Regions from separate parts of the Homo sapiens genome. Here region 1 is linked to region 2. The links are chromatin loops, found by intact Hi-C in ENCODE. Cell type or tissue: PC-3. All regions are shown on one strand. Each heading gives the region's core, and the rest is flanking DNA. Links, peaks and the distances in the headings are about the cores only. Region 1 has its middle 13 kb from the start of NSUN7. Region 2 overlaps N4BP2 (NEDD4 binding protein 2).

Region 1 (16,550 bases), core at 4,039-12,038, 590 kb after region 2:
AAATGGACCGTGATAAAAATGTAAATTCTTCTGAAGATTTTTTGTTAAAAAATTAATTTAGGCACCGAGCACAGTGGTTCATGCCTGTAATCCCAGCACTTTGGGAGGCAGAGGTGGGCAGATCATGAGGTCAGGAGTTCAAGACCAGCCTGGTCAACATGGTGAAACCCCATCTCTACTAAAATACAAAAATTAGCCAGGCATGGTGGCGTGTGCCTGTAATCCCAGCTACTCAGGAGGCTGAGGCAGGAGAATCACTTGAACCCAGGAGGCGGAGGCTACAGTAAGCCGAGATCACGCCATTGCACTCCAGCCTGGGCGCCTGGGTGACAGAGCAAGACTCCATCTCAAAAAAAAATTAATTTAGGGTCGGGTGTGGTGGCTCACTCCTGTAATCTCTGCACTTTGGGAAGCCAAGGTGGGAGGATCACTTGAGGCCAGGAGTTTGAGACCTGGGCAACATGGCAAAACCCCATCTCTACTAAAAATACAAAAATTAGCCAGCATGGTGGTGCACACCTCTAGTCCCAGCTACTCGGGAGGCTGAAGCACAAGAGTCACTTGAATCCGGGTGGCAGAGTTTGCCGTGAGCCAAGATGGTGCCACTGCACTCCAGCCTGGGCGACAGAGCAAGACTCCATCTCAAAAAAAAAAAAAAGATTTAATTAATTAACAGAAACTAAAGTGGAAAGATTTTGCATGGAGATTGAAGCAGAAGCTATTTTTACATTTTCAATAAAATTAGGAAGATTAACTCTGGGGCACTGGTGACTTTCTGATATATAAGTTACTTCATGTTGTGATATGCTCTTTCAGTGATCGTACCTTTCATCCTCAAAAGAAGATCTCTTTCAGCAACTTAGAGGCAAAAACATTTTGATATAGCACATATACAAAACCATATGTGGCACTGTGATTGTTCTTTGAGGACAGTGGCTCCCAATCTTTTCTCACTGTCATCCTAGATGACTATTATTAAGTGTTTTTTCAATCAGGAGATTTTTCCACTTATGTTTGACAGCAAGTTGACAAGGCTGTGAAAGCATGTCAGCTCTGCTCAGGATGATCACTGTGGGTTTTCTTGCATCATGAAGGTTGTTGAGTGTGCCTTGCTTTGGCGTCTCTGAAACCCCTTTCAATGATGCTAACTTGTTTGTGGCCTGGGAACATGTGATGGCTATGCTTTCCAAATTGGGGTTCCAATGTAAGCTTTGGGACAACAGATTGTCTTGTTGCCCGCTATATCCCCAGTATCTAGAATACAGTCTGGCATAGTGCTCAATAAATAATTATTGAATAAAAAAGAAGAAGAGGGGCTAGGCACGGTGGCTCACGCCTGTCATCTCAGCACTTTGGGAAGCAGAGACAGACAGATCACTTGGGGTCAGCAGTTTGAGACCAGTCTGGTCAACATAGTGAGACCCTGTCTCTACTAAAAATACAAACAATTAGCTGGGTGTAGTGGCACACGCCTGTGGTTCCAGCCACTTGGGAGGCTGAGGTGTAAATACTGCTTGAGCCCGAGGGGCAGAGTTTACAGTGAGCTGAGACTGCATCACTGCACTCTAGCCTGGGTGACAGAGCGGACTTTGTCTCAAAAAAAAAAAAAAAAAAAAGAAGAAGAGGAGGCAAAAGAAGAAGGAAGGGAAAGAGAAGGGAGAGAAAGAAGAAGTTAAGAAAGAGAAAAGGAGAAACAAGAGGAAGAGAGAAGATGAAAAGAAAGGAAAAAAGTGGTAGTAGAAGAAAAAGGGGAAGAATAAACTGCTACCACCGCACAAAGTGTTTATGGTGGTATTATAGAAGGAATGCAATTAAAGAAGAAGAACTAATATTTGGCAAGAATTGACTTTACCCAAAGAATTGCAGTGGGGAGGAAAATATAATGGTAAAATCAACATAGATATGTGATAAAGGAAGATGCATAATTCGCATTAGACAATAAACTTTTTTTTTTTTTTTTTAAAGACAGAGTTTCGCTCTTGTTGCCCAGGCTGGAGTGCAGTGGTGTGATCTCGGCTCACTGCAACCTCCGCCTCCTGTGTTCAAGCGATTCTCCTGCCTCAGCCTCCTAAGTAGCTGGGATTACAGGCGTGTGCTACCATGCCTGACTAGTTTTTGTATTTTTAGTAGAGATGGGGTTTCACCATGTTGGCCAGGCTGGTCTCGAACTCCTGACCTCAAGTGATCTGCCCACCTTGGCCTCCCAAAGTGTTGGGATTACAGGAGTGAGCCACCACACCCAGCCAGACAAAAAACTCATTCCCTGCTTCCCCAGGTCCACAGACTTTCAGGTTTAGAAGGGGTCAAATTAATCATTTTCTCACATCAGCCATATCAGATGCTTGAATCCAGGGTTTGGCAAACTTTTTCTGAAAAGGGTCACATAGTAAATATCTTAGGCTTTGAGTGGCACAGTCTCTGCTCCATTATGCCACTGTAACACAATATGCTAAAAAAAAATTGTATGATTGTGTGGTAATAAAACTTAATTTACAAAAACAGGTGGTGGGCCAGGTGTGGCCCGTGGACTGTAGTTTGCAGACTCCTACTTGTATATGCCCTGTAATATTCCAACAATGCTGATAACCTCTGTTAGCATTTGCTGCAATAGAGAAACTCACCACTTTTCAAGGAAAACTATTCCATCTTTGCATAACTTTGATTATAGAAAGCCATTCTTTACACATTGAGTCAAAATCTGTTTCTCATGTTATTGTAATATTAGGTATTTGCTGTTTGTCTCTTTGTGTTTAAGTCACTATAATCTAGTGGTTTTGTTTTTTGTTTTCTTCTATTTTTTAAAACATTTTTGAGGAAGTTTTTTTTTTTTTTTTAAAGACAACTTCTGCTTCCAGTCAAGATGGAGCAACAGGGACCTGATTTACCCTCCCACCTGAAATAACCAAAAAACTGGACAAAATATTAAGAAACAACAGCATTCAAGATATTGACACTAGGCAACTGAGGACAGTGATCCCTGAAAGATGGAAACAAATGAGGTGTAACTATAATTATCTCCAGCTAAATGTGTAGAGAATATTTTCAGGCCCCAGCACACTGGGAGCCCAAGTGGAGACCGGCAGTGTCTCTGGGTCGAGGACATTCAGTTGCAAGTCCAGGACAGCCAAGTACAGGATCAGAAAGCTGTGCAGAGAGACAGTTCTGGAGGTGTGCCAAGGGTCCACTTTAGTCTCCGGTTGAGTATTAATTAACGCGTATGTGTGAGGAAGTTACCCAAGGTCAGGGAAAGAACCACGTGAAAGGATTAAACAGAAGAGGAAACAGTTGTTGGAGCTCACAAAAGGCCAGAGAGTCCCTATTCCTACCAACCACAGTAGAAAGCCTCACAATTCACAGAAATGGGTTAGAACACTGAAGAATCTTGCCTCATTTGTGGCAGGAAATTATTCAAACAATCTACTTCTGTTAATGCACCTCTTTCTATATGTCCCTGTTCATAACATCATAGCCAAGCCTCAGCTCTAAAGCTTATTCACACATGCTGTCATTTAACCAGGTCCTATTTGTTTTTTATTTTAATGGTTAAGCTTTTCCATTGATGTCTTTCTTTATAGTGTTGATTATCATGTTCATTATTGTGCTGAGCAGCCCACTGTACCTGATTTTTTTTTTTGAGATGGAGTCTCCCTCTGTCGCCCAGGCTGGAGTGCAGTGGCGCGATCTCGGTTCACTGCAACCTCTGCCTCCCGGGTTCAAGTGATTCTCCTGTCTCAGCCTTCTGAATAACTGGGATTACAGGCACGCGCCACCACCCCTGGCTAATTATTTTTTTTTGTATTTTATTTTTAGTAGAGCTGGGGTTTCGCCATGTTGGCCAGGCTGCTCTCCAACTCCTGACCTCAGGTGATCCACTCGCCTCGGCCTCCCAAAGTGCTGGGTTTACAGGCATGAGCCACCGTGCCCAGCCTGTATCTGAAGTATTATTTGTAGGAATAATCTGAGGCCTAGATGAAAAACATCTTCCTCCAAAGAAGATCTGCATTTGTTTTTACCATGCTCCTTGGGGGCACAACCAACATAAGACCAACTGGTCCAAGATTTGAGATTCCCAAACCCACAAAGAAAATCTACACGAGGTCTCATTTACTTAGGGTTCACCCCAACCCTAAGGATGCAGCCCTGTGGGCCCCCAGCTTAAGATTGTGAAGGTCTGATTAGACTTTGCATCTTCTATAGACCTGGTGCTTTCATTTCTCACCTCCTTACCTCCTTTCTCACCTCATGACAAGTTCATCTCAATGAAGGTTCCCATTTGCTGGGACTCACAAATCCCCTCAGGGCAAAAGCAGATTCTGTGCCCTTATCACCTTTCTGGTTCTCCTGGTTTAGCTTCAGTTTTGCCTTTCAATTCCTCACCATGTTGTCAGCTTTACAAAGTTTCTTTTCTTTTCTTTTCTTTTCTTTTCTTTTCTTTTCTTTTCTTTTCTCCTTCCTTCCTTCCTTCCTTCCTTTTCTTTTTTTTTTTGGAATCTCGCTCTATTGCCCAGGCTGGAGTGCCTGATCTCGGCTCACTGCAACCTCTACCTCCAGGGTTCAAGAGATTCTCTTGGCTCCGCCTCCTGAATAGCTGGGATTACAGGTGCGTGCCACCACACCTGGCTAATTTTTATATTTTTTATTAGAGATGGAGTTTCACCATGTTGACCAGGCTGGTCTCAAACTCCTGACCTCAAGTGATCTACTTGCCTCAGCCTCCCAAAGTGCTGGGATTACAGGTGTGAGCCACCATACCTGGCCCAAAGTTTCTGTTGTTTTTTCATAGTTTTCTATAATTTTAAAAATTGTTTTCTAAGGGATCATTAATCTGAAAAACCTAGCCCACCATTACAGAAAGATACAAATCCACCTACAACCATCCCAAGTCTTTGAGAATAAAATAGAACCAGAAAGTCTGGGTGCAGTGGCGGCCTTTCTACTCAGGAGACTGAAGCAGGAGAACCACTTGAACCCAGGAGGTGGAGGCTGCAGTGAGCTGAGATCATGCCACTGCCCTCCAGCTTGGGCAACAGAACCAGACTCCATCTCAAAAAACAAAACCAATGAATGAACGAACGAATGAGAAGGAAGGAAGGTGGGAAGGAGGGAAGGAGGGAAGGAAGGAAGGAAGGAAGGAAGGAAATAGAACCAGAAAAAGTCCACCAGAGCCTAAGAAGAGCATTTGAGGTAGGGAAAAAACCTTCCCTCTCCTGGGGGCCCCAGGGCGGGTCCTAGGGAGCGCAGTGTTGTGTGCTGCTGTGCAGAGCAGAGCGGAGCAAACTGAGGGGCCACGAGGTGTGTGCAGGAGGCTGCGTGAAGTTGTGGTGAGGAAGATGAGAGGCTCCTAGGAATTTCTGGGTGCAAGAGAATTTTAAACAATGAAGGTTTTAAAGAAGAGCTATTATGTCCTTGTGCTTAGGCCCTCTTAACTCTGAGAGAAAAAAGAGTAAAATTTCTGTCCTGGCTGACTGCTTTAAAGGAATATGATTCTGATTGTGCCATAGAAATCACTGCTTTATAAACCTTATATGTATCTGTTTACTACAGATGATCAAGGGAGAGAAAAGGATAGTAGGGACATAGAAGGAGAGAAAAGAAAAGCATTCACGGACAGGCCATGGAAGGCGTTTCTTGTTTCAGTAGTATTAAGTACCTATTTCATGTTGGACAGAGAAAAAGTTGAGTGAACTAAGTCCTCTGCCCTAAGGAGCTCATTATCCAATAACAGGGGAGAACAATATGTCATTAAATAATTTAAATAAAATCCAGATGTAATTAAGTTTTATTGAGCATTTAGTAAGAGCCAGATGCTTTCTGAGAAAAAAAAAAAAAAAAGCAGCCCCTGACATCTAAGGACTGGCCTAAAATTTATAGGTAGGCCTGAGTGGGAGCAGAAGCTGGCCGGGAGCTCACAGCTAGGACAAGTTATTCTCCTGCTGCGTGTAAACAATCTCACAGAACACTGACACCAGTCAAGTCACTCTGAGATCATGAGGAAGTGCGACAAAACAAGACCACTTCATAATTTTGTCTAAGCACAGACAAAAATGAGGTCACTGTGCAACCCCTAAAACACGAATAGCTCTTCTTTCAGCTAATATGAGCCTCTAGTGATTCTTTACCTTTAGAATTTTAGCCTTGCTCTAGTCTACTGTCCCTATAAACGTTGAGATGCCCAGTCATAGACTTTCCCTGCATTCTGACAGCATTCAATCCAGAGTGAACCCCTACTTCCTTGGATCCTTCCACAGACCACCCAACCGCAGCCCGAATCCAATAGTAGGTCTGATACCCTCTTACTGAGAAGCCCCACAGTTCCCCATGGTGTGTGTTCTCCCTTGCTGCAATGAGTAATAAACCCAATTCGTTCCACTACTGCTGTGCTCCTGGTGGGCTCTGGCTGGAGGGCACTGTCATCTCAAGTACATCATTTAATTTCATCCTCATAACGTGAGCATAAGCCTGAATTTATAGATGACGATAAGGCTCCTAAAGGTTAATTTAATTCAGAATTACAGGCAGAAAGAGACAAAGCTGGGATTTGAACACTGAGCTTTGAATGTTTCTCACTACCTTGAATGACTGAAGACAGAGAGCAAGATAGAGAAGAAAAAAGATGTCCAAAAAGAGACAAAAAGATGTTTTTCCTCACCCACTTTAACTGCCACTTTCAAGGAGCAACATCTCCATCTTGTGATATTTTATGATACGGGTTTTAAATAATTGAATTTTATAACTGTAGGAGATCGTTCAGACACAACTGAAATTTAAGAGAATACTTAAAAAAATTTGCTCCATAGGCAAAATAAAATTAAGCCATTACATTAAAAACCACAGCTATGAGGAAAGAAAGGTCTCTTATTGTCATCTGTCTTACTTTTTCTTTTCTGAGGGACAACCCTCCTGCATCCTTCCACTTTACAATAATGTCCTTCCCCAAGATGGCTGAGTACATACATCTCAAGTACGATGCGTGCCTCTGCATCAAGGAACTTTTGGGTATCTGAAGGTTAGGAATGGGAGACTTTTCACTGAATATCCTTTTGTATTAAAAAAAACTTAGGAGTATGTGAATATATTACTAATTCAAACACAAAACTAATTTTTTTTATTTTAAAATTTATTTATTTATTTATTTTGAGACAGAGTCTCACTCTGTCGCCCAAGCTGGAGAGCAGTGGCGCCACTGGGCTCACTGCAACCCTTGCCTCCCAGGTTCAAGTGATTCTTGTGCCTCAGCCTCCTAAGTAGCTAGGATTACAGGCGCCCTCCACCACATCCGGCTAATTTTTGTATTTTTAGTGGAGACGGGGGTTTCACTGTGTTGGTCAGGATGGTCTCGAACTCCTGACCTCAAGTGATCCACCCGCCTCAGCCTCCTAAAGTGCTGGGATTACAGGTGTGAGCCACCATGCCTGGTCAATTTTTATTTATTAATTTTTTCAGTCAGAGCAAGATAGCTTGATAATAAATTGACATTTTTAGGGTCAAATATAAAATATGCATGTGTCTGCCTTTTATTTTACTTTTTTAAAGAAGTAGACTCTATAACTAAGGTACTACCAGAACACAGTTATCTTCTGGTTTTTCATTTATCTGTTGTAATTGACCCAGATTGCTTAAACATGAGAATGTAGCAGCAAAAAAGAAATACACAGGCTAGGAAGCAGAGCTCAATTAAGAATAGAGAAAGCAGAAGAAAAAGAGAATAGACAAGGAGTCAGATGTAGGGTTCAATGGGAAAGGCAAGCAGTTCAAACTGGAGCAGTGTGAATAGAACCATATGAGTTGAGCAATCCTAAATAATCATGCTATCCAGATTTCAAGAAAACCTTTTTCTGAGTCACTTGGAAACATATAATTCTAAATTTAAAACCAGGTAGGAGCCAGGTTCTACGGCTCACGCCTGCAATCCCAGCACTTTGGGAGGCTGAAGTGGGCAGATCACTTGAGCTCAGGAGTTCAAGAACAACCTGGACAACATAGCGAAACCCCATCTCTACCAAAAAAATACAAAAATTAGCCAGGCATGGTGGCGTATGCCTGTAGTCCCAGTTACTTGGGAGGCTGAGTTGGAAGGATCACTTGAGCCTGGGAGGCAGAGGTTGCAGTGAGCTGAGATCATGCCACTGCACTCCAGCCTGGGTGACAGAACCGGACCCTGTCTCAAAAAAAATAAAAAATGAAACAGGGTAGCATTGGCATATGGAGTAAATACTGAACTGTATTGGCATGCTTATGCTAAAAAATTATTTGTTGTTTATCTAAAATTCAGATTTAACTGGGCATCCTATAAATTATCTGGCAACCCTAACTGTACATGCAATAAAAAAAAAATAAACAACTTACCAATTTGCCAGCAGATGGCTCCCCAAATCTAGTTTAGAATGAAACAGTGCATCCAAACATAGTGAGAAGTCATTATTGTTTCAGGGCTTTTGTTTTGAGTGTTTGTTTGATTGGCCTGGTCTGGTTGGATTCATTTTTTGCCAGGGGTGGGGGGAAGGGGCAGTGATAATTTTTATTTAGTTATATAAAAATATTAAATATCTTCTACCATCATTTCATACGATTCTTCATGATCCTTAACTTTAATGTTAAAATGAAAAAGAAATCACAATTTAATTTTCTATATTTTTTCTTTTATATTTGCTCAAGCATTTAAATACCAAGGCAACATGTATAATTTCAGTATAAGGTGACTCTGACATTTCGCGAAGGAATTCCATGCCCATTAGATTATGTATGCTGAGCATCAGGTTAGGGATCTTTATAAAAACTATACCTTTGCCTCTTTCATGCAGTCCGATTTGCTACAATATTTTAGCATTGAGGCATGAGCTTTGTTTTGACTCCAAAGCACACACCCAACACTCCCAATGAAATAATTGATTCAGTGGAATTTTTAGATCTGCCACAATTTTACCAACCCTTTGCTAATGCCAGAATACCTCCAAAAACAATCAAGCTTAGGCTCCGGTGAAAAACTCAGGAACCACCGTCAAGAAACATATAATAATTAAGTTGCATTTCCCACATTTCTATTAATACATAACGTACAACTCAATTTTGGATTTTTAAAAACTGTTGTCGTATACTATTCATTCTTAGTTCCACACTGGTTTAATAGAATCCTTCAAAGAATGTGCTGAGAAACCATGATTATTCTATAATAATGGCTTTCCTGCATTGCAAACGAATTAGGCTAGAATGTTCTCATACAATGTGAAGGGCACTATTTTAATGTGGCATTCACAAAAAGAGTGTATATGTCATATTAGAAGTGGTCTCCATCCTCCAATGCTCTGTGCCCCAGGAGGGTGCCCTGAATGGAATGCATCAAAGGGCTCCCTTGCTCTCAGACTGTGGGTTGGAATCAGCCAATCGTAGATATTGCAGCAGATGGGGAGAGCAGGAAAAGTGAGATCAGAAATATGTTTCTCCAGCTCACTCTCTACTGGTGAGTTGCCATGGGTTGGATGCAAACTTCTACTGAAGGCTATAGGTTCTATCAGGTGATCTTTTCTTTTCTTTTTCTTTTCTTTTTTTTTTTTTTTTTTGGAGACAAGAGTCTCGCTCTATCGCCCGGGCTGGAGTGGTGCAAGGGCACCATCTTGGCTCACTGCAACCTCTGCCTCCCAGGTTCAAGCGATTCCCCTGCCTCAGCCTCTTGAGTAGCTGGGATTACAGTCACGTGCCACCACGCCCAGCTAATTTCTGTATTTTTAGTAAAGATGGGGTTTTGTCTTGTTGGCCAGGCTGGTCTCAAACTCCTGGCCTCAGGTGATCCACCTGCCTCGACCTCCCAAAGGGATTACAGGCGTGAGCCACCACACCTGGCCTATCAGGTGACTTTTTCTAAATAGACCTTTCCTGCTCCCTTCTCCCAAATCTGGGGTAGAGGTTCTGTTTGCTCCATTGGGCCCTTTAGGCACCAGTATCACTATACTGCACTATAATTTTCTGCCCACCCCGTTGCATCTGTAAGTATCCACAAGACTAGGAACTGTGTCTTATTTTTGTCTTACTGATAGTAGATGTTCAGTAAATCTTCACTTAATCTGATAGAAGTTTTCATAATACAAATTTAAATAATCTTTTTAAATCTCTAAAAAAACTTTTAATAATAAAAAGAGTATTTCTCTAACTCTTTTTCACATAAACAAGGGCAAAATCCTGCTGGGTCTTAAAAAATTAAGAAATCTTAAATGAGTCACTGAAAAGCCTGGTTTAATATTCTTCTCTTAATAAATATTTATTGATTTATTTATATAGAGAGATGGGGTCTCACTTTATTGCCCAGGCTAGCCTTGAACTCCTCAGCTCAAGCAATCCTCCCAGCTCAGCCTCCCAAGTAGCTGGGACTATAGGTGTGCCACTGCACCCAGCATTATAATAATTTTTTAAAAGGATTCAAAATTTTAAAGTGATTTTAAAACATAGATGAAAAGGGCTTATATTTTATATTTAATATACACTTTATAATCTTTTAGAATATTATAATATCTTATGAACTTTTTTCTTGCATATGAGATCAATGTTATATTTTTAAAGAGCTAATCATGATATCATCTGAATTTATGGGAACGATACTTAATAGGCATTATGTTATATAGAGAAAAGTATGTTTACTTAAGAGAGATCTGATCCATTCTTACAAAGCTTTGGAACACTTACAATAAATAATTTGTAATAGAGTTCATAATAGTGGAGACATTATGAACAGGTGGTATCTATTAACAGAATGTGAATTACAGATTTGGCATTTATCTAGTTTATCTAGGTAATCTAGTTATCAGCAATGCAAAATGGTTGATCTAGATAATCCAATGACAATGAAAAAATTCATTTTAAGCCTTAGATTATTTGAACCAACAATAGATACTGATCAAATTAACTAGAAAAATGACCAAAGTTAATTTTATTATGAATATATAAATATAGCCCTAAGGTAAGAACAGAACCACTTAGCATTTTATAGTGTTTAACCCTTCAGTTTCCTTGAAACTTTCACAGGAATTTTACTTCAGCATGAAGTTCAAACATATACTCTTAATTTTTTTCAAAACTCCTTTTAACAATCTCTTCTCCTACTTTAGAAAATTAAATATATTTATCCTTTTTTGGTAAGTAAATATTGCAATTTATATTTGGGTTTCACCACATTAGAATTCCTTCCTCTGAAAACATTCATTTCAAGATAGTTGGGCTAATAAATTTGTGAAAAAATTATTGGCAAAACGAAGTAGAAAAAAGGGGATTAAGTGAAGTCATGCATTATAGTGCTTCATTTACATATGAATAGAAATGTCAGTGATTAATAATAAATTTTATCTTAGTCTTTGAAAATAAGATTTCTTTTTTCTTTCTTTCTTTTTTTTGAGACAGGATCTGGCTCTGTTACCCAGGCTGCAGTGCAATGGTGCAATCTCTGCTCACTGCAATCTCCATCTCCCAGGCTCAAACCATCCTCCCACCTCAGCCTCCCGAATAGCTGGGACTACAGGCATGCACCACCACACCTGGCTAATTTTTTTGTATTTTTAGTAGAGTTGGGGTTTTGCCATGTTGCTCATGTTGGTCTCAAACTCATGAGTTCAAAGCAATCCACCCATCTTGGTCTCCAAAAGTGCTGGGATTACAGGTGTAAGCCAACATGCCTGGCCTGAAAATAAGATATTTCTGATAGAACTAAGATTTCCTTTAGTGAAAATTTGATACAAACAATACAAATAGTTGGTTTAATACTTATTTAAACAATATGTCTAACATACATATCTACGTATATATGTTGATATATGAATGTGTATATATACACACACACACACACAGTTTATCAGTCTGTGTGCTTGTACATATATATATGTATATACAGACATTATGAATAGATAGAAAGATAGATCCATTATCTATCCATCTATCTGTGTGTGTATATGTGTATGTATATGTATATATATACACATACACACATATATCTATAGATCGATCGATCAATCGATCAATAGCTAGGTAGATAGATTGATTCTAGGCATATAGGAAAATTTCTGATCAATCATATGCTGACTACTAGGCTAAGTGAGAAGAGACTTCAATGACCACACACTCCAAGGAATACAGAATTTATAGAATTAATTCACAAAAGTCACTAAACAATAACACAGCAACAACAGCAATTACAAGCAAGAGGCACAATAACAAAACCTGATCAGGCAGGGAACATCTGATATCTAGAGTTGCCACAGTATATTATCTAAAATGCCATTTAAAAAAAAAAACATATGAAACATGCAATCAAACAGGAAAGTATAGCCCTGTTTCCCAAAGTGCTGGGATTATAGGCATGAGCCCGGCCTTTTCTTTCTTTCTTTTTTTTGAGATGGAGTTTCACTCTTGTTGCCCAGGCTGGAGTGCAATGGCGTGATCTTAGTTCACTGCAACCTCCGCCTCCTGGGTTCAAGTGATTCTCCTGCCTCAGTCCCCTAAGTAGCTGGGATTACAGGCATGTACCACCACGCGCAGCTAATTTTGTAATTTTAGTAGAGACGGGGTTTCTCCATGTTGATCAGGCTGGTCTCGAACTCCTGATCTCAGGTGATGCGCCTGCCTTGGCCTCCCAAAGTGTTGGGGTTACAGGTGTGAGCCATCGTGCCCGGCTGCCCGGCCCTTTCTTATCATTTAAACAGAGCCCTAATGATGATCTAACTGAATGCCCTTACTGTCTTAGAATATTTTTAGTTAATATTAATATCTGGTCAGGCTCCATGGCTCACGCCTGTAATCCCAGCACTTAGGGAGGCTGAGGCAGGTGGGTCACCTGAGGTCAGGAGTTCGAGACCAGCCTGGCCAACATGGTGAAACCCTGTCTCTACTAAAAATACAAAAATTAACTGGGCGTAGTGGTGGGCTCCTGTAATTCCAGCTACTTGGGAGGCTGAGGCAGGAGAATCACTGGAACCAGGGAAGTGGAGGTTGCAGTGAGCTGAGACCATGCCATTGCACTCCAGTCTGGGCAACAAGAACGAAATTCCATCTAAAAAAAAAAATTTTTTTTTGTAATGATAAAAGGGTTGATCTGTCAGGAAGACATAGCAATTATAAACATAATACACCTGACAAAGAGTTCCAAATATATAAAACAAAGACTGACAGAATTGAAGACAGAAATAGACAATTCAACATAATAGTTGGATATTTCAATGCCTCACTTTCAATAATAAATTGAACAACTTGACAGAGATTAGCAAGGCTTGATTAACACTATAAACTAACTAGACCTAACAGACATCTATAGAACACTTCACCCACAACAGCAGAATATGCATTCTTCTGTTGCATATTCCATACACAGAATGTTTTCCAGGATAGACCATGTGTTGGGACATAAAACAAGCTTCAGTAAATGTAAAAGGATGAAAGTCATGCAAAGTTATGTTCACCATTCATACACAACAGAACAAAATTAGAAATCAATGATACAATGAAATTTGAGAAATTAAGAGATATGTGGAAATTAAGTAATATTCCCCTAAACAGCCAATGGGTCAAAAAAGAAATCACAAGTGAAACAAGAAAATACTTTGAGATGAATAAAAATTAAAACAGAACATACTAAACTTATGGGATGCAATAGAAACAGTACTCAGAAGGAATTTATAGTTGTAAATGCCTATTAATAAAGAAGGTATCAAATCAATAACCTAACTTTTCACTTTAAGAAACTAGAAAAAGATGAGCAAATGAAATTAGAAAAAAGCAGAAGGAAGAAAATAAAGATTAGAGTGAAAATACATTAAATAGATATCCAAAGAAGTTTAACTATATGGACCTTTGTCAAAAACTTACAAATACAGCTTCAGTATAAAATTGACAATATAGGTATTAAAACTTCACAAATTTTAATTTCTTGAGGCTGCTTGCCTCATTTATGTCATCTCTTACTATAATGTAATGAATGAAAGGTATGAATTAATGAATGAAGGGTATGAATGAAATAAAACAGGGAGAAAAAATTAATCTTGCTGAGTTTTTCAGTGACTAGAAATATTTTTGTCCTTAGATTTTAATGTCCTTAACCTTGATAGAAATGAAATTCATCAATGCTGACCACTGAGTCTAGAGAACAAACATGTAATGAGGCCTTTAGGGGTAGTTTTAGAAAAACTAAAGGAAAAAATTACCTTTTATATTGAGTAATACATTTACAAAATCACTCCCCAGAAGCAAAACATCAATATGGCCCCAGGAATGGCTTAGGAAGATAGCTGATGACAACATTAATATCCCCTTTTCCAGAAAACACTCTGACTCTTCAAGCCATTGAATTTCATCACTAGTCTTCCTTCTTTACCAATTACCTTCAGCCTCTTTTGTTCAGATTTGGTCACAAGGAAGAACAGCATAAGCAATGGTAAGGTATTGGAAGGTGAAGGATGGCAGTAAGGGAGTAAAAAATTGCATGAAAATCCAAGACCAGGAACCATAATTCAGGAACCTTCATCTCATTGACCTGCTATTCCTTCTGCCATTAAAAAATACCTGTTTAAATCCTCACCAGCCACTTTCTTCTCCTCTCCCCTCCCCTCTTTTTTTTTTGGAGGTGGGGTCTCACCCTGTGGCCCAGGCTGGAGTGCAGTGGTGTGATCTCGGCTCATTGTAACTTCCGCCTCCGGGGTTCAAGCAATTCTCGTGCCTCAGCCTCCAGAGTAGCTGGGACTACAGGCATGCGTGACCACACCTGGCTAATTTTTTTGTCTTTTTGGTAGAGACGGGGTTTCGTCATGTTGGCCAGGCTGGTCTCAAACTCCTGGCCTCAAGTGATCCGCTGGCCTTGGCCTTCCAAAGTGCTGGGATTACTGGCGTGAGCCACCGCATCTGGCCTATTTATCTCCATTTTCTTTTTCTTTCTTTTTTTTTTTTTTTGTCACTCAGATTGGAGTACAGTGGGACAAGCTCAGCTCACTGCAACCTCCGCTTCCTGGGTTCAAGGGATTCTCCTGCCTCAGTCTCCTGAGTAACTGGGATTACAGGCACACACCACCACGCCAGGCTAATTTTTTGTATTTTTAGTAGAGATAGGATTTCACCATGTTGGCCAGGCTGGTCTTGAACTCTTGACCTCAGGTGATCCACCCGTCTCAACCTCCCAAAGTGCTGGGATTACAGGAGTGAGCCACCGCGCCCGGCCTATTTATCTCCATTTTCTGAAAAGGACATAATAATAAACCATGCTGGTTAAGTTGTAAGGAAGGAGTATGCACAAGGTGCACAAGCTACCCCATAACATTTCAGGAGAAAACGATTTTTTTAAACTCCTCGAAGTATGCAAAATCAGCTACAAACAATATGAAATACAAGTTACAGTTCTGTTTGTTCTATAGCAGTGTAAAAATCACAAAACTCTCATCAAAATAGAAAATAAGAGCAATGACATACCATAAGCACCTTGTATACTTTAACCAACGACATTTTAATTGGCACCATCTCTGCCAGACTAGTATTAAGCCTGGCATCAGGCACGAGTTTATTAATTAATGTGCTCACATACTTTTAATGATATTTGGTAAACTGATTTCTTACTTTTATTCTTTCTTGCTTCCTTAATTAAGTCCTAAATGTGGAGAGATCTTTTTGTACCACATCAAGCCATGCATGCCTCCAAAGTGTTTTAGTGACACTGTGCCTATGCCAGCGAGGGCCTCATTGTTGCTAAGCAACCTAAAACATTTATTTTTGTTTTTGACTTCCTATCACTTTTTCCTGTTGATGGCCAATCCTTCTCAGTCTCTTCAAATCCTTCTCCACCCACTATTTTCTTAGTAAATAAATCGTAGACTTGAACATATCAGGAAATAGCTATAAAGAGTGAAGAGACTTGCCTGGTGTTATACAACTAATTGATAATATTAAAACTAGAAACCAGGTCCATTGAGTCTCTCTAGTTTCAAAATTCCCACTATTACAGGATCATATAAATGGGCTGAATTCATGTGTGACATGAGATTTTCCTAATTTCTTTTTTGCCAGTTCTGATTTTCTTGTATTTCCTCTCTTTTGCTGCAGGGGAAGCACCGTTCCTCTAACTTTTTAAAAAATATATATATTTTTTATAAGAGATAGGGTTTCCCTCTGTTGCCCAGGCTGGAGTGCAGTGGCACAATCATAACTCACTGTGGCCTCGGGACTCCTGGGTTCAAGCCATCCTCCCACCTCAGCCTTCCAAGGAGCTAGGACTACAGGCACGTGCCAAAAGGCCAGGTAATTTCTTTATTTTTTGTAGAGATGGGGACTTGCTAAGTTGCCCAGGCTGATCTAGAACTCCTGGCCCATAAGTGACCCTCTAAACTTGGCCTTTCAAAGCACTGGGATTACAGGAGTGAGCCACTGTGCCTAGCCTGTTCCTCTAACTCTTTAATTCAAGTTTCTTTTTATTTTTTGAGACAGAGTCTTGCTCTGTTGCCCAGGCTGGAGTGCAGTGGTGCAATCTCAGCTCACTGCAACCTCTGCCTCTTGGATTCAAGTAATTGTCCTTCCTCAGCCTCCCTAGTAGCTGGAAT
Region 2 (16,550 bases), core at 4,646-12,645:
TTGCAGTGAGCCGAGATGGCAGCAGGACAGTCCAGCTTCGGCTCGGTATCAGAGGGAGACCGTGGAAAGAGAGGGAGAGGGAGACCGTGGGGAGAGGGAGAGGGAGACCATAGGGAGAGGGGGAGGGGGAGGGAGAGGGAGAGGGAGAGGGCAGCGTGTAACCTTGGTAACTTCACTTCAGCCTCTGCACTTATTCTCTTAAATTATCATCTGTAGTTTCAAAACTCAGACCACCAATGAACAGTTTTTTCAACTGCTCTGGTTCCTTTGGATCATGGCCCTCCTCTCTCTGGCGGTGGTGGCGACGGCTGGAGTTGGGCTGGGGGTGACTGGGTGGTGGTTTTACCTCCATTTTGAGACTGAACTCGCCTCTTCCAACTCGGAGTTCAGTATCCCTAATTGTATTTTGATAATTTTAGAGAACTCTTCAACATCTCCCGAGAGTGGTTAAAGAAAGGGTAACCTTAGCGGCATAAAAAAGTTAATGATAGTCGATAAATGCCTGACTTACAAGGTAGACGCTGGGGAGAATCTATTTCCTGAGGAGAGAGATGAAAATATACGACAGCCCAGTTTTCATGTGCGTTTTGTGAAGGTGTAAGGCATGAGTTTTTTTTTTAACTTTCTGTGTGTGTTACTTATTGTTTAATATCTTATAGCCAAAGAAATTAAAAGAGACTGAAGAAACACCAAGTGAACTGTCTTTCCAGGACTTTGAGTACCCAGACTATGATGACTACAGAGCAGAGGCTTTCCTTCACCAACAGAAGAGGATGGAGTGCTACAGCAAGGCCAAAGAAGCTTATCGGATAGGGAAAAAAAATGTCGCCACCTTTTATGCCCAGCAGGTAAAGTGGAAAACTGATTATATATTTTTTGTCAGTTATAATAACTAAATACTCTTGAAGCAGATAAGACACCCATATTGTGACTAGATTAAGTTATTCTGGGGAATGTAGTAGTTATGTAAGTGACATAAATAAGGTATCCTAAGAAATGTATGGTTCTGAGAATTTCATCTCCTGCTGTTTTGAGCATTTGAAATGCTCAGTTTCTGTGGTTGCTTTTGCATTTACTGCTTATGTGAATTACAGTTTATTCTGACAGTCCATATTTCTGGCAGCAGAATATTAATATTGGCCATCTGAGAGTGAGATTAAAGGGGTTTTGTGCCTTCTGTCATGTTTGAATTTTTGGTAATATATCACTTTCATAGTACAAAAATAACATTAATTTTTTTTGGGAAGTAAAATTTCTACCTGGGCTCATTTAACATGATATTATAAGGAACTTGCTTTATTTATTTATTTATTTTTTTAAGATAAGGTCTTGCTCTGTTGCCCAGGCTGGAGTATAGTGGTGCAATCTCCGCTAACTGCAGCCTTGACCTCCCAGGCTCAGGTGAACCTCCCACATCAGCCTCCCAAATAGCTGGGACTACAGGCACGTGCCACCAGGCCCAGCTAATTTTTGTATGGGGTCTTACCATGTTGTCCAGGCTGGTCGTGAACTCCTGAGCTCAAGCAATCCTCCCATCTCAGCCTCCCAAAGTGCTGGGATTACAAGTGCAAGGTACTACTTCCGGCCAGGAATCTGCTTAACTTTTTATGTTTGTGTTGCCATATGGGTTACTTCTTTGTGATTGAGCAGAGAAGAGTATCAAACTGCTATAGGCCTGTGAGCCCTAACAGTAGTCCTTGGGGGATAGCTTCTGGGGTAGGTAACTACAAAATGTTGAAGGTGAACGCCAAGATGAGACCCAGCATTATCAAAGGATACACAAATAATAAACCAGTGATTCCTTCTTGAGATGGTGTATTAGAGTTCTCTAGAGAGACAGACCAGTAGGATATATGAAAGATAATTTATTAGGGGGAATTGGCTCTCACAGTCATAGAGGTGGAGAAGTCCCATAATAGGCCAGCTGTAAGCTAGAGAACCAAAGAATTCGATAGCATAGCTTAAAGCCAGGAGTGTAGCGCAGTCGAAGTTCAAAGCCTCAGAACCAGGGATACTGACTGCAGCCCCCAGTCCAGGGTCAAAGGCTCAAGAGCCACCAAGAGGCAGCTGGTGCAGGTTCCACAGTCTAAAAGCTGAAGAATGTGGAGTCTGAATTCCAAAGGCAGGAGGAGAACATCTGCCTGTTTGTCTTAGCCAGCCTCCAGCTGCCCACATGGTTGGTGCCTGCCCGCATGGAGGGGAGGTCTTCTTTCTGTCCACTGACATGCAGGGCAATCTTCTCTGGAAACACCCTCACAGAGACACCCAGAAACAATGCTTCACCAGCCATCTAGGTATCCCTCAGTCCAGTCAAATTGATACCTAAAATTAACTGTCACATGTGAGGATCGTGTTTAGTTAAGTTTCCCACTTTTACGACTTTTGGTTCAGAAAATGTTAGAAAGAATGACTCAGTAGTTTAAGGACTACATTATTAAGTCACTGAAATTTACCTAAATTTTGGTGCATTCTTATATATTAAACTCATTGCATTATTTAAGATTTTAGGTTTATTATTCCCTTTTTCCCCCTTCCTTTTATTTGGGGCACTATTAACTTCCTCATCACCCAAGTAGCAAACAGCAAAACTGTCCCTTGGTGATATGTTTATGATTTAGGGTACTCTTCATGAGCAGAAGATGAAAGAAGCCAATCACCTTGCTGCCATAGAGATCTTTGAGAAAGTCAATGCTTCGCTGCTGCCACAGAATGTTTTAGACCTCCATGGGCTGCATGTGGATGAAGCTCTAGAACATTTGATGAGAGTTTTAGAGAAGAAGACTGAAGGTAGGACTGTGGTAATCACAAGTTTTCAATAGAATATATGTCTTTGCTTATATTGGTATAGCTTGCAAATTCAGGAGAGTCTGAATATGCAGGCTGAGAATATCTGTGTAACATCTGTAAATGTTTATGTTATTCATTCTTCAAGAGAACCTTCTTGGGAAAGGATCCTCATTGGTATGATGATTAACATTTTCTTCATTTGTATTCCTGTGCTGTATTTATTAACGGGAGGGCATGGTGTAATCTGCGAATCCTCTCTGTGACTTATAAATGAGACCTTTCAGGAATATTACATATCTTTGTCCAATAGACATTTATTAAACTTAATTGATATTTCTTGGATTTCAATTTTTCAGTAGATGCTTGATAAAATACAGAAGTAAATAAGGTGATAGGATTCTCCCACTCCAGTAGTTTTTTTGTTTGTTTGTTTCTTTTTCTGAGACATAATCTCACTCTGTTGCCCAGGCTGGAGTGCAGTGGTGCCATCTCGGTTCACTGCAACCTCTGTCTCCTGGGTTCAAGCCATTCTCGTGCCTCAGCCTCCCGAGTAGCTGGGATTACAGGCGGGTGTCACCAAGCCTAGCTAGTTTTTGTATTTTTAGTGGAGACAGGGTTTTACCATGTTGGCCAGGCTGGTCTTGAACTCCTGGCCTCAAGCAATCCACCTGCCTTGGCTTCCCAAAGTGAGCTACTGCTCCTAGCCTGACCCCAGTTGTTTTTAAATTGAATTTTGGAAATCTTGTAGAAAATCTAGAAAACAGTAAAGATTAGAAAAGAGAAACTTTAAGAGCCGTTTAAATTATTATTTAATCCAGAGAGAAGAAAACTCTTCAAGTATATAGAAGTGTTATGAAAGAATATTCTTTCTATAGAGGATGAATTAATAGTGTTTTACTCAATAAATATTTGATTATCTTCTGTATTCTAGGCATCAAGGATAAGGTGGTGAAAAAGACACACAATCCTTGTCTTTATTGGAGTTTATTGTCTAGTGGGGTATACCATCTAGTAGGATAGATAACAGTGAAAAAATAGTTACATAAGTAATTAGCATTGTGATAAGAAAATACAAGTTGTGGCCGGGTGCGGTGGCTCATGCCTGTAATCCCAGCACTTCGGAGGCCGAGGTGGGCGGATCACCTGAGGTCTGGAGTTCGAGACCAGCCTGGCCAACATGGTGAAACCCCGTCTCTACTAAAAATACAAAAATTAGCCAGGCATGGTGGCATGCACCTGTAATCCCAGCCACTTGGGAGGCTGAGGCAGGGAGAATTACTTGAACCCTGGAGGCGGAGGTTGCAGTGAGCCAAGATCACGCCACTGCCCTCCAGCCTGGGTGACAGAGCGAGACTCTTTCTCAAAAATAAATAAATAAATAAATAAATAAAATAAAATAAAATAAGAAAATACAAGTTGTATTTAGGATAAATTCTAAAATCCCTACATAATATCTCTTGCTTACCTCTCCAGTCTCACCCTGTGTTTTTTTCTCCTTTTCTGTATATTTAACTACACTGTCAGTCTTGACCCCCATACTAGTTAGGCCCCCTGTTAATAACTTCTCACAGTACTCCTACCTCTCACAGTGTTTATAAAAAGCTTATTGTATAATTGGTTATTAAATACCTGTCTTTTTGGCCAAGAATTGAGCCAGTGATGATCATGTTTTTTCTTCAACACTCAAAAAAGTTTTTGAATAAATGACTAAATAATGGTAGTTATTACTCTTATTTTTTTGACAAATAAGATTGTTTATATTGAAAGTATGCAATGTGATGATTTGATAAATGTACACATTGTAAAGTGATTACCACAATGAAGTACTTTAGCACATACATCACCTATTGTTACCATTTTGTGTGTGGGGGATGAGAACACCTATGACTTACTCTCATAGCAAATTTCAAGTATATGATATAGTGCTATTAAATATTATTACCATGCTACACATTAGCTCAGCAGAATGTATTCTTTTTAAGCTTGTACCCTTTGACCAGCATTTCATTTCCTCCTCTCTATTCTGGCCCCTGGCAACTACCATTCTATTATGTTTCTATGTGTTTGGCTTTTTTTTTTTTTTTTTTTTTCCCCAGGTAATGTTTTTATTTTTATTTTTTTATTTTTTTTATTGATCATTCTTGGGTGTTTCTCGCAGAGGGGGATTTGGCAGGGTCATAGGACAATAGTGGAGGGAAGGTCAGCAGATAAACAAGTGAACAAAGGTCTCTGGTTTTCCTAGGCAGAGGACCCTGCGGCCTTCCGCAGTGTTTGTGTCCCTGGGTACTTGAGATTAGGGATTGGTGATGACTCTTAACGAGCATGCTGCCTTCAAGCATCTGTTTAACAAAGCACATCTTGCACCGCCCTTAATCCATTTAACCCTGAGTGGACACAGCACATGTTTCAGAGAGCACAGGGTTGGGGGTAAGGTCATAGATCAACAGGATCCCAAGGCAGAAGAATTTTTCTTAGTACAGAACAAAATGAAAAGTCTCCCACGTCTACTTCTTTCTACACAGACACAGCGACCATCCGATTTCTCAATCTTTTCCCCCACCTTTTCCCCTTTTCTATTCCACAAAACCGCCATTGTCATCATGGCACGTTCTCAATGAGCTGTTGGGTACACCTCCCAGACGGGGTGGTGGCCGGGCAGAGGGGCTCCTCACTTCCCAGAAGGGGCGGCCGGGCAGAGGCGCCCCCCACCTCCCGGACGGGGCGGCTGGCCGGGCAGAGGCGCCCCCCACCTCCCTCCCGGACATGGCGGCTGGCCGGGTGGGGGCTGACCCCCCCACCTCCCTCCCGGACGGGGCGGCTGGCCGGGCGGGGGCTGACCCCCCACCTCCCTCCCAGACGGGGCGGCTGGCCGGGTGGGGGCTGACCCCCCACCTCCCTCCCAGACGGGGCGGCTGGCCCTCACTTCCCAGACGGGGTGGCTGCCGGGCGGAGGGGCTTCTCACTTCTCAGATGGGGCGGCTGCTGGGCGGAGGGGCTCCTCACTTCTCAGACGGGGCAGCCAGGCAGAGACGCTCCTCACCTCCCAGACGGGGTCGCGGCCAGGCAGAGGCGCTCCTCACATCCCAGACGGGGCGGCGGGGCAGAGGCGCTCCCCACATTTCAGACGATGGGCGGCCGGGCAGAGACGCTCCTCACTTCCTAGATGGGATGGCAGCCGGGAAGAGGCGCTCCTCACTTCCCAGACTGGGCAGCCAGGCAGAGGGGCTCCTCACATCCCAGACGGGGTGGCGGCCGGGCAGAGGCTGCAATCTCCGGCACTTTGGGAGGCCAGGGCAGGCGGCTGGGAGGTGGAGGTTGTAGCGAGCCGAGATCACGCCACTGCATTCCAGCCTGGGCACCAATGAGCACTGAGTGAACGAGACTCCGTCTGCAATCCCGGCACCTCGGGAGGCCGAGGCTGGCAGATCACTCGCGGTTAGGAGCTGGAGAGCAGCCTGGCCAATACAGCGAAACCCTGTCTCCACCAAAAAAATAAGAAAACCAGTCACGCATGGCGGCGCGCGCCTGCAATCGCAGGCACTGGGCAGGCGGAGGCAGGAGAATCAGGCAGGGAGGTTGCAGTGAGCCGAGATGGCAGCAGTACAGTCCAGCTTCGGCTCGGCATCAGAGGGAGACCGTGGAAAGAGAGGGAGAGGGAGACTGTGGGGAGAGGGAGAGGGGGAGGGGGAGGGGGAGAGGGAGTTCGGCTTTTTTAGGTTCCACATGTAAGTGAGATCATACAGGATTTGTCTTTCTGTGTCTGGCTTATTTCACTTAGTATAATGCCCTCCAGCCACATCTGTATTGTTGCAAATGGCAGGATTTTCCCCTTTTAAAAAATTTTTAATTAAATTTTTATTTTTATTTAAAAGAAATAGGAGGTCTCAGTGTGTTGCTTAGACTGGTCTCGAACTTCTGGGCTCAAGTGATCCTCCCACCTTGGCCTTCCAAAGTGCTGAGATTGCAGATGTGAGCCACCATGCCTGGCCTGAGCCACTGTGCCTGGTCCCCTTTTTATTGTTGAATAATATTCCATTGTGTCTATATCACATTTTTTTATCAATTTATCCATCGATGGACAATTAGGTTGTTTCACCCAGCCTGGATGACAGAGTGAGACTCTCTAAGAAAAAAAAAATTGAAAAATCGAAAAACAGAAAAATGAAATGGAAAGTAATCAGTATTGTTAAGGATGTGGATAAATTGGAGCCCTCATATATTGCTAGTGTAGCCACTGTGAAAAATTTCACTAGTTCTTTGAAAGGTTAAACATATAATTAACCGTATGACCCAGTAATTCTGCCCCTAACTATGTACCCAAGAGAAATAAAAACACAATATGTCTTTACGGAAACTTGCATATGAATGTCTGCAACAGCCAAAAGGTGGTGGTAACCTAAAAGTTCATTAACTGATGAATAGAGAAACAAAATGTGGTAAATCTATACAATGAAATTTAATTTAGCCATGTAGAGAAATGGCGGACCTTGTAAACATTATTCTTTGTGAAAGATGAAGGCAGATAAAAAGCCATATGTTGTATGATTTCATTTTTACCAAATGTTCTGAGTATGTAAATCTAGAGAGACAAAAATTTGATTAGTGGTTGCTGGGACTGGAATGGCAAGAATATGAGCAGTGACTGCTATGAGGCACAGAATTTCTTTGTGAAATGATGGAATGTTCTGGAATTAGTGGTGGTGGTTGCACAACATGATGAATATGCTAAAAACCGCTTAATTGCATATTTTAAAATGGTTAGTTTTATGTTAATTTTATCTCAATTAAAAAAATTGTAAGAAGAGAAAAAGAGGCCAGGCTCAGTGGCTCATGCCTGTAATCCCAGCACTTTGGGAGGCCGAGGCTGGCGGATCACGAGGTCAGGAGATCAAGACCATCCTGGCTAACACAGTGAAACCCCGTCTCTACTAAAAATACAAAAAAAAATTAGCTGGGCATGGTGGCGGGCACCTGTAGTCCCAGCTACTTGGGAGGCTGAGGCAGGAGAATGGTGTGAACCAGGGAGGCGAAGCTTGCAATGAGCCGAGATCGAGCCACTGCACTCCAGCCTGGGTGACAGAGCGAGACTCCATCTCAAAAAGAAAAAAAAAAAAAAAAGAAAGAAAAGAAAAAAGAGCTAAGTAATTTGCCCAAGGTAATACTTGGTCAAGATCCAAGATGCAGATCTTTTCTGGAAGCCAAGGCCCATCTCTAGTGCATGCTGCCACCTGTGGTAGTCTGTAGTTACTGTCAGTCACCACCAGGTGGCAGTATTGTTGAATAGAAATGAATCCAGTGGAAGATTTGTGGCTCTGACCTGCATTGCCTTTTGACATAAGATTAAGGAGTGTTAAAATCGGAGATGAATTTTTTAAAAAAGAGAGACATCTGGACCTTATGTCCCTTCTGGTTGAAATATACACTGCTACGTACGAATCATTTTTGCCTCCAAATCAAACTAGGAGCAGATCAAACCTTTAGAACTGACTACCATTTTATAGGGATTTACAGGGGACAGAGGAACATGTTAAACAACACCATGGGGATACAGTCAGCAAAATTCAGATTGTGAAAATCTAGGATAGGCTGGGTGTGATGGCTCATGCCTGTAATTCCAGCACTTTGGAAGGCCGAGGCAGTCAGATCACTTGAGGTCAGGAGTTTGAGACCAGCCTGGCCAACATGGTGAAACCACGTCTCCACTAATAATATACAAAAATATTAGCTGGGCATGATGTCTCAGGCCTGTAATCCCAGCCACTCTGGAAACTGAGGCAGAAGAATCGCTTGAACCCAGGAGTCAGAGGCTGCAGTGAACCGAGATCATCCCACTGCACTTCAACCTGGGCAACAGAGTGAGACTCTGTCTCAGGGGGAAAAAAAAAAAAGAGGAAGTCTAGGATAAATGATCCAATTTTTTTCAATAAATTGTAAAGAAAAACACCAGGGGAGGGGAAACCTTGTTACTTAAGAAATATATCAATCAAATAGAATGTATAGACTTATTTCAATCTTGATGCCAACAAATTACTGTAAAAACATATTTTTGAGATAATTGGGGGAAATTTTGGAAACTAATGATATTAAGGGACTTTTATTAATTTTATAAGATATGATGGTGCCATTGTAGTTATGCTTTTTAAAGGAGTCCTTATCTTTTATGAGGTATGTACTGAAATATTTGCAGTTGAAGTATCTGGAGTGTGCTGAAAAATGAGTTAAACAGTCCTTTCTAAGGCGTTAAACAGCAAGAACAGCCTGTATTTGGGAAACGAAACATATACATTACTTCATGCAACAAACATCCTTTGAACTCTTACTTGAGGCATGTGAATCAACTAGAGAATATTTTCAGAGCAATAAGTGAACTATTAGCAGGTGATAATCGTATAAATGACTGACCTAAGTGATAAGGGGAGCCATAGTGAAGAGTGTGAGTTATGATTAGAGATTTAGTTGGGCTTTTTTTGTAAGTAAACTTTTTCTTTTTGAGATGGGAGTCTGGCTCTGTTGCCCAGGCTGGCAGTTGGTTGTGACCTTGGTTCACTGCACCCTCCACCTCCCAGGTGCAACCCATCCTCCTACCTCAGCTTCCCAAGTAGCTGGGACTACAGGTGCGCCTCGCCATGCCCTGCTAATTTTTGTATTTTCAGTAGAGATGGGGTTTTGCCGTGTTGCCCAGGCTGGTCTTGAACTCCTGAGCTCAAGTGGTCCACCTTCCTTAGCCTCCCAAAGTGCTGAGATTACAGGCATGAGCCACTGTCCCTGGCCAATGTAAAACTTTTATGCGTAATATAACATATGTAAAGAACAGTGCCCAAAATTATAGGTATATAGTGCAAAAACTTTGTAAAAAGTTCGTAAAAAGGTTTTACACTATATACCTAGAATTTTGTGCACTGTGAATACCTTTGTGAAGCTAGCACTCAGTTGAATTTTGAGCAACATATTGCTTGAAGTAATGGATGTGGATTAGAGATGGAGATCATAGACAAGGAATTAGAAATGCAAGAGCAACATATTCTTTTAAAATTCCAGGCTGAATATCATCTTGGAGATATGATACTTGAAAAACCATTTGTTTGTATTCTATTAGGAGTATTAGGACAATTTAATAAGCAGACCGTGGAATGTTTATATTTTGTGTGTTTTAAATTTATTAATTCATCTCATTAATAGTTTTTTTGTTGTTTTTGTTATTCTGCTACAGCTTTTATTAGTTTTCAGGATTTATATCCTTGATTTTCACAAGGTCATTTCCAAAATGGAACTTCAGTATTTTAGGAGGCTCAGACTCCTTTGATGTTTTAAGAACTATCTATCAGGAAAAGTTTGTTAACAATTGATTATCTTTAATAGTAAGACTGCAATCCAGCTGTGACTAGTGGATTTGCTAATAGCTATTACTGGAAGATAATCTATAAACTAGTTGCTATCATTATCCCTTTTTCCTGATGAGAAAATAGGCACAAAAGAAGCTAAGTAACTTGTCCATGGTCACACAGTCATTTAGTGGCAGAGCTATGATTCAGAACAAAGCTTGATGGCTTTAGAATATTTAATTAACAGGGTTGTTGTGAAGATTCTTAGTTAATAAATATAAGCCACTTAAAGCAGTACTTGACTCCTTTTGTATAGTAATTGTTAGGTATCATTAATGGTATTATTGCCATTATCATTATTTCAGGGAGAACTTCTGGTAGTGCACAGAAATCTCTTCCCCCATAAAGGAAGAAGTCCCACCAAATCTTTTGATGGATAGATTACAATGAGGCTATGTGTTTTAAAACATACATCTTAAAACATTAATTTGGGGGCTTTTTGAGATAGCAAATCTGTCTTACTATTACAGTTTTGAGATGGCAAACCCCAAAATCCTCATGAAAACAATTTCATGTGCTTGAGTAGCTAAGGTTTACGTTTTCTATTGAGAATGTAAGATAAATGAATTTTAACTCCCCTGATTTCTGTTGTAACAGAATTTAAGCAGAACGGTGGGAAGCCCTATTTGTCTGTGATTACGGGGAGAGGAAACCACAGCCAGGGAGGAGTTGCTCGCATCAAACCAGCTGTCATTAAGTACCTCATAAGCCATAGCTTCAGGTGAGTGTAGATTTCTGTTATTAATAATGGCAACTGCCCATATAGATCTTTATCAGATATTTCTGTGAGTATAGATTTCTGTTATTGATAATAGCAATAGCCCTAATATAGCTAGGTAAATAAACACTAATAGCGTACTCAGAACAATCTGTTAAAATAGTTAACTAAATTTAATCATCTGATTTCAGCCACAGATTCATGCTTAAATTATGATATAACTTTCCCTGCTGGATTTATGTTGTCTGGTAAACCAGAAATAAGGAAAAATGTGTTTGTTGCCAATAATCATCTGATAAAACTTTCTATCATAAATTTAAAGTTCTAAAAGAAAGTAAATATATTTGTTTCTTTGATAATATGCAAAATAATTAGGTAATATGTATCATACTTTAAGATTTGCTATTATTCTTTTGAAAGGAAATCAGTATTTGTGGATTTTGGATGGAATTGGGTGGCTTCTATTGAAATATAGTTATAATTTAGGTACGTTTAAACTTTAGCAGAAATGTTCAGTTAATATGAATTTATTTGTGTTTTCATAAGTTAAATGCCATTAATGACCTGTGTTGACAAACATGAAATGTTCTTTTTCATTAAGTGATAATTATTTAATAACAGAAAATGACAAGAAAGTCAAAGATGAAATATCTGTTGATGGATAGATTTCCTGCAGATGTGTATCATTAACTCCTACCCACCAATTTCAGTGTAGCATATTTATTTTATGCCATGTAATAAGATGTTATTTGGCTACATTATCGAAAATGATAGCATAAGTTATGAGCATAAAACAGGTGACATCAGGGTTATTTTTATAAAAGGAGTAGTTAGACCAGAACATTATGTTGAGATTAATTATCTATTTTAGAGACTAGTCTTCCTTTAAATTCTCTCCGGATAGAGTTGAAAGCATTGCATGGCCAGATTAATCAGACTTACCTGATATATCAGAGATTTCTTCTTGGTGCTTTCATGATGCACCAAGGACTTTATTCTTCCTACAGCATACTCTTTTTCATAAAGGTAAAATTCAGGCCTCACAGGTTTTGACAAATCTTAAGTTATACTAAGTCAAGAGCAACCTCCAGCTTTAAGATTGTATTTGTTTTGACCGTAGATAAAAGGAACACAAACCTAGATGTTGGTCTTGGATATTGACTTAATAAGGGTCAATACTTTGGTAGTAAATATTATATTAAGCGTAGGTACTTGGAATTGATTACAAGGTATATTCCTTAGCTAATTTGAAATTTTCATCTTTAAAATAACTCTTTTCTCATTTCTGCAGGTTCTCTGAAATTAAACCAGGGTGCTTGAAAGTCATGCTAAAGTAAAATAAACATCCTTGAATTAGAAGTATGAAGGTTTGTAGGTTAAAATTACTTTTATTTGCAGTAATTCAGTCAATTCTACCCTAAAGATGTGTTTTATTATAAATAATATTCAATTATGAAACAAAAAAATTATGATGTTTTTCAAAATGCAAGTGAGGTTTGATTTTTTACTGAATCAAATGCAAATGTTACCTGTTAAAGATATTACAGAGAAATTTTATTGATTACAAAATATGTAAGAAAATTATCAGCTACAGTTTTAAAGTTTAAAATGCTCTGATTGTTTCTCAGAAAAGGTTACCTTTGTATTAATTGTTGTATGACATTTAGTAATGTCCTAAAAGTCTTTTGTGAGAGGTATTTAAAGTGCTTTGAGACCTGATTCATGCCCCCCAAAGGGTGGTATTAAAAGAGGAAAAAGGACATAGTAGTGGTAGTAAAGAAAAAAAGGAGATCTAACAAAAACACTTGAATATTTTTTATTTTCAAAACTAAACACATAAAATGCTTTTATTTTGCCATATCCTACAGGAAGGAAGACATGCTTTTGCCCTTTCTTCTGCTTTGTATATGACCTTGATCTTTTACCTTTTGTTCTGTTCTTCTGTGTGCATTTTATGGAAAGAAAGTTGGGTCTGAGATTATATTGTAATTTTATACTTTCTATAGACAGAAAGGTTTTCAGAGAAAAAGAAATGGTTAAATATCTTCCAGATGTTGCTGCCTTATCGAAATGCTTCTAGAACTGTCTGTATAAGTCGTATTTCAGACAGTACTAAATACTTATATTTTATTTTTGAGGCATGTAATTTTAAAACTGCAGTAGGTTAAAATTCTATTAAACAAATATAGAAAATATTTTGTTTATAATTGGCCTGGTGTGGTGGCCCACGCCTGTAATCCCAGCACTTTGGGAGGCCGAGGTAGGTGGATCGCCTGAGGTCAGAAGTTCAAGACCAGCCTGGCCAACATGGTGAATCCCCGTCTCTATTAAAAATACAAAAATTAGCTGGGTGTGGTGGCGTGTGCCTGTAATCCCAGCTACTTGGGAGGCTGAGGCAGGAGAACCGCTTAAACCTGGGAGGTGGAGGTTGCAGTGACCCGAGATCGAGATCACACCACTGCACTCAGCCTGGGTGACAGAGCAAGACTCCGTCTCCAAAAAAAAAAAAGAAAAAAAAGAGAAAATATTTTGGTTATAATCATAAGAAGAATCCTTACAATTTAAAATATTTTCACTTTTATTTTGAAAAAGAGCCAACTTTCTCAAAGGAAGCTGTCATTAACTTCTGTTGTTTGGTTAGCTAATAAATTCTGTTAGTATGCAAGTTAAACCTGTGTAAAGGAGGTTATAATGTGGTAAGGTATAATTTTCCAATATGAGACAATGGCTTAAATTTGCCTTTGGAGATGGAGAATATTTTCAACATACATAATTTTAACAAATAGTTTTGTTGCTTTTTGTTAAGCTTAAAAAAAAATTTGGATCAGAAATTATAGGATTGAGCTGGTACCAAAAGAATCCTAAAGTACAGAATGGTTTTCCAAAAGAGCAGACATTTCAATGAAAATAAAACCCCAAAACATTTTTTTTATATATCATGATTGCATGCTTTTAAAATAAGGAGGCTTATCATTGAATTTTAGTTCCATAAAAATGAAAATACATGTTTATTATTTAGAAATGGTTAGTGACTGGTATTGAAGTATTATTCACACTTATGTTTGTAATAATTTATTTAAAGAATGCCAACAGTTTAGCACACTTTTGTAATCTCTAGAACAGTTCTATACATTAAAAATAAACATTAAAAATAAAGCAGTTCCTTTAAACAACTTACTATGAAACTATAATTGTTAATGAAATAAGATATTCCTATGTATACATTAGTATGATTTAAGGGTATGAAAAACAGTGCTAAAATGTGGAGTTAATTGGAATGTGTGCAGCTGCATACTCACTTTCTGTGTTTTTATATTTCCTTACCTAGTTTTAAAAATCATCACTTTTCGGCACTTCAGCTAGACTTATTTCAATATTATAATTATGATTAATGAAGGAGCAGTCAGAAGTAGAGGTGTGGTATTCCGTGGGCAGAAGTCAAATGAAAAAAGCTATATTGTTTACTTGTTTACTATATCAATGTTAATATTATGCCTTATTTTGATAAATCAAATAGTATATCTTAATCATTGTTGATAAATATACAGGCAAAGTTTGAGCATCATATGTATTTTTATGAAGCTGCTTAATTCCAAATTGCCTCCCACCCCACTATCTAGCATAGTTTAAGCAACACATAATTTTGAAAGAAAAGTTTGTAATCCCTCCTTTCTTTTTTTTGCCCATTTCTAAATCCTGTATGCCCGCAGTAAAGATAGTTTGGGGATTTTAAAAGTTTTCTCTATTACCCATTTCTAAATCCTGTATGTCAAAGATAGTTTGGAGATTATAAAAATTTTCATGTATTGGTGTAGGTTGAGTATCCCTAATGAGAAAATTCAAAATCTGAAATGCTTCAAAATCTGAAATTTTTCGAGCACAGACATGATGCTCAAAGGAAATACTCACAGAGCATTTTACATTTGTAGGTTAGCGATACTCAACAAGTAAATATAATGCACATGTTCTAAAATATCCCCCCAAACCCCAGCAATCCAAAACACTTCTGGTCCTAAGCATTTTGAGTAGGGGATACTCACTCAACCTGTATATTTGTGCTAATACATGACTCATTAGAATGATTCTTTGTAAACTTAATATTTTAAAAGTACAGCACTTCTGTAGTATGGAAGGTTTCAGTAATAATTATATTCATTCAGTAGTCTCTTACCATTATCTCCCAGATGGAAAAAGAGGACTAATGTGGAAACCCCAGAGGGTGTCCAGTTGGACCAGGGAGATATTAGACACTTAACAGTATTTTCAGTCTGTCCATCTCTTTATTCCAATGTGAGAAATGGAAGTGTTTTTTTTTTTACGTTTATTGGCTCTTCATATTTCTCTACATTATTTTTAATGTGCAGTTTCTTCAATTGGTTAGTATTTCCATACTATTTGCAACTTTATGGCCTTTAAATATAGGACATATTATATAGCAGAAATTTTGACTTTAAATCCTCTTGAGTAGTATATTTTGAGAAGAAAAGCTATACTGCTCTTCTGGATGGTTTCCATCCTTTATTTAGGTCTTTTCTTTTTGAATTCAAGTGTTTTGTATGCTTAGAAAGTAGACATGTATAATATTGAGATCGGTTATTTCTGAGCTGGAAATTGGAAACTTTGGAAACTCAGGAAATTGCTCTGACAATGTTTTAACTGCTCTCAATTTAAGAAAATGACGAAATGTATAAAAAAGACAAAAATAACGTGTGCTGTTTTTTCCAAGTGCTTTTTCTAAGTGCTTTTCCATTGTGCAATGAGGTGAAGTTTGGTAATTTTTCGGTGTAGTAGTTAAATATTGCTCAATTTTTATTTACATGTAAAGAAAACAGATTTAAATGTTTATGTGGCCAAAAGGTGTCATTTAAAAGGTAAAATAAGTTTATGTAGAATGTATGTTCATGGTGCTTATTTTTAAAATGTAATTCAAGTTTACAGTATTACTTAATGCTTCTTTACAGAATTTAATAGAGAAACAAGGCTAGAACACATCTACATCCTGAAGAGCCGTTTATAACTTCATATTATATGATGACAAAGTTCATTATTTTCCTTAAAGTTGAGCAATTGACTTTTATGGTCCAATGATGAACTTATTATTAATAAATGATTGAGTTAACTGTGAGGCTTCTCATTAAAATACAATATTGCAGCTATCAGTTGGAGAATATATTATAAAATTTTCAGACAGTATATCAGAAAAATGTTTTTATTTGTACTGTATAGAAAATGTAATTTTGCTGTTAACTCTGTACTTTTTAAATTGAAAATGTTTTATAAATTTGCTTTTAAATTTTCTTATGAAGCCATTTGCAAATTACATACTTAATTTAATAAAATACTTTAGCCACAGTCCAGTGTGAGGAAATCCTTCATTTGATGTATTAGAGTTAGTGGGTTAAATATTTTAAAATATTTTCATGTCTAACTTTGTAATTTCAGGGGGAAAGTGTCATGAAAATTTTATTTCTGTACCAAAACTTTTCTTCTGGTTTACGTTTTCTGTAGCAAATAAGAGTCTACTTTTGAACCAGATAAATGGATTGGCTATGGTTTCTCTCCTCACACCCTGTATCTTTTAACTGATATCAAAATTAAGAATTATATCTCTTAGAGGCCAGACGCGGTGGCTTATGCTTGTAATCCCAGCACTTTAGGAGGCT

Evidence for each region. A loop is a pair of places that touch in the nucleus more often than their neighbours do. Peaks named below come from ENCODE experiments on the same cell type or tissue, not always from the same donor. Only the 100,000 strongest peaks of a DNase experiment are listed, where the experiment ranks them.
Region 1: it touches region 2 in a loop (5-fold over the local background); 4 of 110 quality-filtered maps call a loop at or near these places.

Annotation. Positions count from the first base shown.
Region 1 is chr4:40,728,733-40,745,282 of GRCh38, forward strand. No RefSeq gene overlaps it. Among named protein-coding and RNA genes, the nearest start is that of NSUN7, 13 kb to the right of the region's middle. In PC-3, for the core only: a CTCF peak has its summit at 8,343 (motif pointing right); no DNase peak of the experiment used is centred there.
Region 2 is chr4:40,142,014-40,158,563 of GRCh38, forward strand. It overlaps N4BP2 (NEDD4 binding protein 2), which reads left to right. Exons shown (of 18, transcript NM_018177.6): 15 at 660-848; 16 at 2,619-2,787; 17 at 10,767-10,890; 18 at 12,179-16,239. The coding sequence ends at 12,224. Among named protein-coding and RNA genes, the nearest start is that of RHOH, 47 kb to the right of the region's middle. RefSeq lists an enhancer at 5,578-6,359. In PC-3, for the core only: a CTCF peak has its summit at 8,038 (motif pointing right); a DNase peak (open chromatin) is centred at 8,058; H3K27ac peaks cover 580 bases.